Linked DNA regions of Homo sapiens: region 2 is linked to region 1. A link is a loop called in an ENCODE intact Hi-C map of the cell type or tissue named here. Cell type or tissue: B cell. All regions are shown on one strand. Links, peaks and the distances in the headings refer to the core of each region. The heading gives the core; the rest is flanking DNA.

What was found. Hi-C counts contacts between places; a loop is a spot of excess contacts. Peaks named below come from ENCODE experiments on the same cell type or tissue, not always from the same donor. Only the 100,000 strongest peaks of a DNase experiment are listed, where the experiment ranks them.
Region 2: it touches region 1 in a loop (4-fold over the local background); 5 of 110 quality-filtered maps call a loop at or near these places.

The regions. Positions count from the first base shown.
Region 1 is chr15:70,258,466-70,261,377 of GRCh38, forward strand. No RefSeq gene overlaps it. Among named protein-coding and RNA genes, the nearest start is that of TLE3, 160 kb to the left of the region's middle. RefSeq lists enhancers at 461-550, 1,609-1,688, 1,719-1,938 and a silencer at 1,239-1,398. In B cell, for the core only: CTCF peaks have their summits at 1,654 and 1,864; DNase peaks (open chromatin) are centred at 316, 696, 1,396 and 1,868; H3K4me3 peaks cover 705 bases; H3K27ac peaks cover 504 bases.
Region 2 is chr15:70,318,460-70,321,371 of GRCh38, forward strand. No RefSeq gene overlaps it. Among named protein-coding and RNA genes, the nearest start is that of LINC02205, 190 kb to the right of the region's middle. In B cell, for the core only: no CTCF peak of the experiment used is centred there; DNase peaks (open chromatin) are centred at 422, 1,242 and 2,172; H3K4me3 peaks cover 2,091 bases; H3K27ac peaks cover 2,500 bases.

The sequences.
Region 1 (2,912 bases), core at 273-2,772:
TCTTTGCCTCGGTTTCCTCATCTGTAACATGGAGACAGTGGGTCCTAACTCAGGTGCTGCCAGGACGTTAAGAGTTGCATGCTTGGCACAGCGCCAGAAACGTGGCGAGTACTTGGTGGTCGTCAGCTGCCACTGCTGCCATGACAGGTAGACAGCATGGTAGTCAGAAGCCGGGCATCCCTTGCTCCACCCCTGACTCTCCTGCCTGCACAAGATGCAGCCCTCTCCTCTCGGAGCCCTTCTTAGAGGAAGCTTGCGGGGTGGTGTGTGTTTCTCTCACTGAGTCTGAAGCCGACCTCAACCCCAGCCTGAGCCAAATGTCACCGGAAAGGCATGGCCTGTGGTTTGCTGACGCCCCCGCCTCACCAGCCCTGGAAGCCTGCTGTGCTCTTGGGGCCCCAAAGGCAGAGGGCCTGGCTGGGCCAGCTCATGAGGTTGGAGGCTCTAGAAACCAGGCGGAAGGGACGAGGGTGGCAACCAGATTGGGTCCTCAGTGAGGGGCTGGAGAGGTGAGTGGTTAGAGCAGGTCAGGCTGTGCAGAGGGCCCAGGCCGTCTGGGGTGCTGGGCCATTTGTCCATCTTTCTGCCTACTTGTTCTTCCCTCTGCCTGGGAATTCCTCACGTGTGAGTTTCTCGCTTCTAAGGCAGCTGCCACTTACTGGTTTTCCTGCTCCTCGGCAGCCAGAGCTCAGTCACGTGACCTCAGCTCTGCTAGCAGATATGCTCACGTGGGACCTCAGCCTGCAGTCAGGCGTCTGAAGAAGCAGATGCTGTGAGACCCCCGTCCAGCAGGAGTGCCAGCTGCTGGGCCCCCTCTCCCAGGGGCAGCTGTGGGCGGGACTCAGGGTTGGCACCCGGTGCCCAGCGTCCATGGTAGAAAGTGTGCTGGCTGAGAGTACCGTGGTGACCCCATGGCCAGTCCTACAGGGTGGCTTTAGGATTGGGTCCTGGTGGTGTGGCCTTTATGTTTGGGTCTCTAGTCCTCGCAGAGACTGACCAAGGGCTCAACTGAAAATCATTTAATAAATGCCTTTTTTCCTTAAACAGATGGGATTTCTGTTGTTTCTTCTGTCCTGTGTGCCTCCCCCACTCCCTATCTAATGGATTATCTTTGGGGAAATTCAAACGGGCTTCTGAAGGACAGCTCCATGCTGTGCTTTTTGTGCCTGGCATTTATACAGATGAAATCAAGTTGAAATCAACATGGAGGGCTGCCTTGACCTGGAGGTGTGTGTGTGCCCGCATGTGCACGGGTGTAGCCACAAAATGAGGATGTGCAGCTTGAGAATGGGGTGTGAGAGAGGTGGGTGCAATCTCAATGCCTGGCCGTGAGGCAGGTGGGTTTGGGACTGAGTGTGTGAAGCCATGTTCTTCCTGTACCAACTGCTGCCTCCCCATTTCTGCATCCTGGTGCAGGGCCTTGGGCTTCTAACTCCCACCGTCTACCGGGACCTGAGCAGCACCAACCACAAGAGGGCAGACAGACAGACCACCCACAGGCTACCTCCGGGCCTCCTCTGGATGACCAACTCCTTTATGCCCAGGCCTGTGTCAAGCACTGGGTAGGGCTGGGGTAAGGCTGGGGAAAAAAAACCAGTAGGGACTCATTGCATTATAGGATTCCAGGGAGGGAAGGTACCTGTGTGACCATGCATTGTGCTTTAGCCACAGTGCTTTGCTTTCCAGTAAAATCTATTTCAGCCCAACCAAAGCCAAGCTGTTCTGGGGGGCATCTCCCCAGCCCTTCCCAAGGACTCTGCACACCAGGACCAGACAATGATCTTTGTTTCAGAGAAAGGAAACTGCAACCTGGAGGTGGGTGGTGACTTGCTCAAGATCTCCCAGTGAGTTACCCACACAGCTCCCTCTAGTCTCCAGGGTAGAGAGTTTATGTGCATATGTGCGTGAGCGTGCAGACACACACAGGCACATATGTGCACACTCAGACAATGGACTGCGTGAAGGGTCTTCACCCTCTGTCTTCCACAAGGCCTGCTGTCCCCTCTGCTGGCCTAGACACTGACCACACTCATTCTGCTGCTGCAGTCCAGAGAGTCCTGTTCTCAGGTCCTAGGGGCTTTCACAGCCAGGCCACAACATCAGCAAAGGAGAACATTCCAGAAGTCTGGTGCGGCAGCCCTAGGGTTGGAGTTTCATGGGTTGGAAGGTTTGGTTCTAGCACAGGAGAGGGAACCAGACACTGTGAGGGAAGGAGATTAGGAAGGACCCAAGCAAGGGGAGGGAGGAGAGAGTGGGAACGAGAAAGAGAGAGAGGAGACAGAGAGAGATGTCAGGCAGGCAGAGCGTGCAAAGGAGCAGTGGGGCAGGAGGCTGGGAGAGAGGGTGACGAGATGGCAAGGGTGAGGCAGGGTGCACCACAGCGCAGTCCTGGGGCCACACCCCTCCCCAAATGTAGCCTGGTGTTCGCAGCCCGGGCCTGGCCAGAGCCTTTCCAGCTGAAAGGTGAGAAAGGGAAAGGGGACCCAATGAAGGCACCCCTGCAGTGGGTCTCTGGGCTCTGTCCTTGAATGTCACTGGTGCTAATGGTGATCCACACCTCCAACCACCTGCACAGGGCGGGAGCCTCCCAGCCCCTCCAGGGCTTTGTAAACACTGCCCCAAGCACTTGTGTGTGTGTTGTCTGTGAGGCTGTGTGCACTTGGATTTGAGGGTGTGTGTGCTTGTATGAGTGTGTCCAGGGGTGATGGTGTGACCATATGTATTTGTATGTTTGAGTGTGGATACGTATGAGTGTGTGTGGCTGCCCTGAGTCCACGTGACCTCACTGAAGCTTATTTTGCTGTAAAGGCAGTTGGGCTGCTGGGTTGGGGCTGGGCCTAGGGACAGTGGGGCTGGAGGGACAGGGAGAGGCACAGTCCTCTCCTTCTCCCAAACCGTGTAGAGAATGAGTG
Region 2 (2,912 bases), core at 243-2,742, 60 kb after region 1:
CCGTGGTGCCCTGGGCAGTGCAGAGATCCAGACAGCTATAGGTGGCTACCAGCAGATCCACCACAGCTCTGGCCTTCCAGTTCAGACACTGAAGTCCCCTGTAAAAATGGAAACGTGAGTGGGAAGCACATAAAGTCATCATGGTCCATGCCTTCCTGAACCAACGAGAGAGAATTGATTTCTTGGATTGATAACAGGTATTTGGCTAGGCCCCAAAGTAGGGGTGGCCTCAGTTTGGGAAGCAACAAGAGGGAGGAGAATAGGACTGGGCCTTGGGGCTGCATGTGGTACAGACAGGAAGGGATTCAGACCTTCGCGGTGAGTTCAGTAGTTTAGAAGAGGCCACAGTTAGGGTGGCTGAGGGGTGAACTCTTGTTGTCATCAGTGAAAACACTCTGAGATCCAGGGACAACATACGAGCGTCTGTAGTGGGTATGTTCAGAAAAGGCTTAAAAACTGATTGAGGATCAAGAGCCCCTGCTTCCCACAAGATAAAATCCCCACTGCTCAGCCTGGCATACAAGATCCCTCTTGATCTATCTAGTGGCCTATATCTCTATCTTTATTTTTATCTGTAAAATAGCTTTTTTAAGCCCGTGATCTGAAGATATGGAAAGCATATGCATTAAATTTGCAGATGACTCAAAGCTGGAGGGGATGAGAGAATTAAGGTTCAAGATGATCTCGACAGTCAAGAATGCTGGGTCAAAAGCAACCAGATGAAATGTAGCATCAATAAATCTAATGTCTTGAATGTAGTTTCCAAAAATCAGTTGCACAAGAACAGGATGAGAGCAACCTGGCTGGACTGCAATTCACATAAAAAAAGATCAGGAGGTTTTAGTCTGCCTCAAGTTCAACGTGAGCCAGCTGAGTGATGTGGCGGGCTGGGGAGGGAAAAGAAACTTACAAAACACTCAAGCGAAAGCTTATGTTGCATTAACCCTTGGTGATGAGGGGAGAGAAAGAGATGATACTCTTTGTCATGGAGTGCGATACCCAGAAGGGATACTAACTTTAAGAACTGATCCTTACTGAGAACTCAACATGCACCAGGAAGTACATCAGTTCATAAAATCTTCACAACATCTCTACGAGGTTACAGGCCAGGAGAGCAGGGTGCAGAGGGTGGATTTGCTTGCTTGTCCTAGCTCACACAGCTAGTGGGTGGTGGATCCGTGCTCTTGACCACCCCACTCTGTTGCCTTTCTGTTAGACAACACCTTGTCTACTTTCTCTTCCCCATTTCACAGATGAGGAGACAGGACCGGAACTGTGAGGACAATCTGTCTATAGTTAGGCAGTGAGCTGACTGCAGACTCAGGCTCTCCTGGGACCCTCTTCAGTCCTCCTTCCCTCTGCCATGCTGGTTGGTTGCCATCCTGTTAGAGGGTTGAATACTTACGCTTAAAGATCTAAAGACTTCATTAAATTTCATGTGGCACTTACTCCACAATGTATCCCACCTTACCCTGCCTTATCACACATAGTATAATGCAGAAGATTTAGTTATTCCTCTGTCCTGCGGAGTCCCACTCAAGGACGACAATTACCATGGCTCATTGAACTCCAGTGAGATATTCACAGTACAGAGGACATTGAGACCCTCACGGTACGACCCTCTACTATGTGTCTCCGTTTATGTTTCTAGGTGTTTTTAAAAATGGTTTTCCAGTTAAACTGCTCATGGCCACCTCTCAGTCTTTGACTTCTTTCTAATTTGTCATAATTAACTAGGCTTTCAAATTAAACAGAACATTAATTGTGTATCTGCTATGTGCCAGGCACATTGCCAGGTCTTCCAAATATATTATCTCAGTTAAAATTATAACAACCTCGTGAGGTGGGTTACTGTTATCCTGATATCACAAAGAGAAAATTGACTGAATAGGGTGACCAACATGTGCTAATTTGCCCAGAATGGAGTGATCTCCTAGGACATGGGATTTGCGGTTTTAAAACCAGGACAGACCAGGGCAATTTGGGATTGGTTAGTCACCTTAGACACTAACTTTCCTGAGGTCACACAGCTAGAAAGTGGCTGAGCCAGGATTTAAAATCAGTTCTCCTGATACTAAATAAAATCTTGGCAGAAATGAATGTAAAGGAAGAGTAAATAATAGACTCCGGGTGACTTTCTGGCCTCTGCTCAGCGTCCTTAAAGACTTGTTTTGCTTACTTCCTTATTTTCAGTTCTATGTCAGAAAACCAGGTTCCTCCATATGTGAAACAAAGAGGAGAGTATCTACTTCCTGGGGCAGTTCTGAGCCCTGAGTGTTTAGAAAGAACTTGGCTAGCATTGCAGGGGTTCAAGAAGACTTCATTCCTTCCCTCTTCTCTGGCTTACATGGCCTGGATAGCTAAGCTGAGTTTTAGAGATGAGGAATTAATGGCACAGGGCTCAGATCTTAGAAAGCAATTCAACTGTAGTGCTGTGATGAATTTGGGGGTATCGTATGTTAAGACAGACATTGACCAACTAGGATGTGTTGGACATGGCAAGGAAAGGTGACCCCAGTGATGAGGGACCAATGAATGAAGGCCCCCAAGAAAAGAACAAAGGAACTGAGGAAGAACAGACAACGGAAGGCAGACAGGGAGGCTGAGTTCTAGCCTTTAACGTGCTGTCGTGGGAAAGAAGATACCCAAGCTGTGAGGCCCTAGAGACCCATCCAAAACCAAGGGCAAAGTTACTGGGAGGCAGTTCTGGCTCAATGTCAGAAAAACTTTCCAACGATAAGATCAACAGAAAGCACTTTCTCAGAGGAAGATGACCTTCCTTCCCATCACAGGGACCAGGAAGGGGAGGCTGGGTGACCACTGCCAAGGGCTCTGTGGAGGGCATTCCTATAGTGAATATGAGGCTGGGCTAGACAAGCTCTCAGCTCCCTTCCAATTCTAGGACCCTCCAG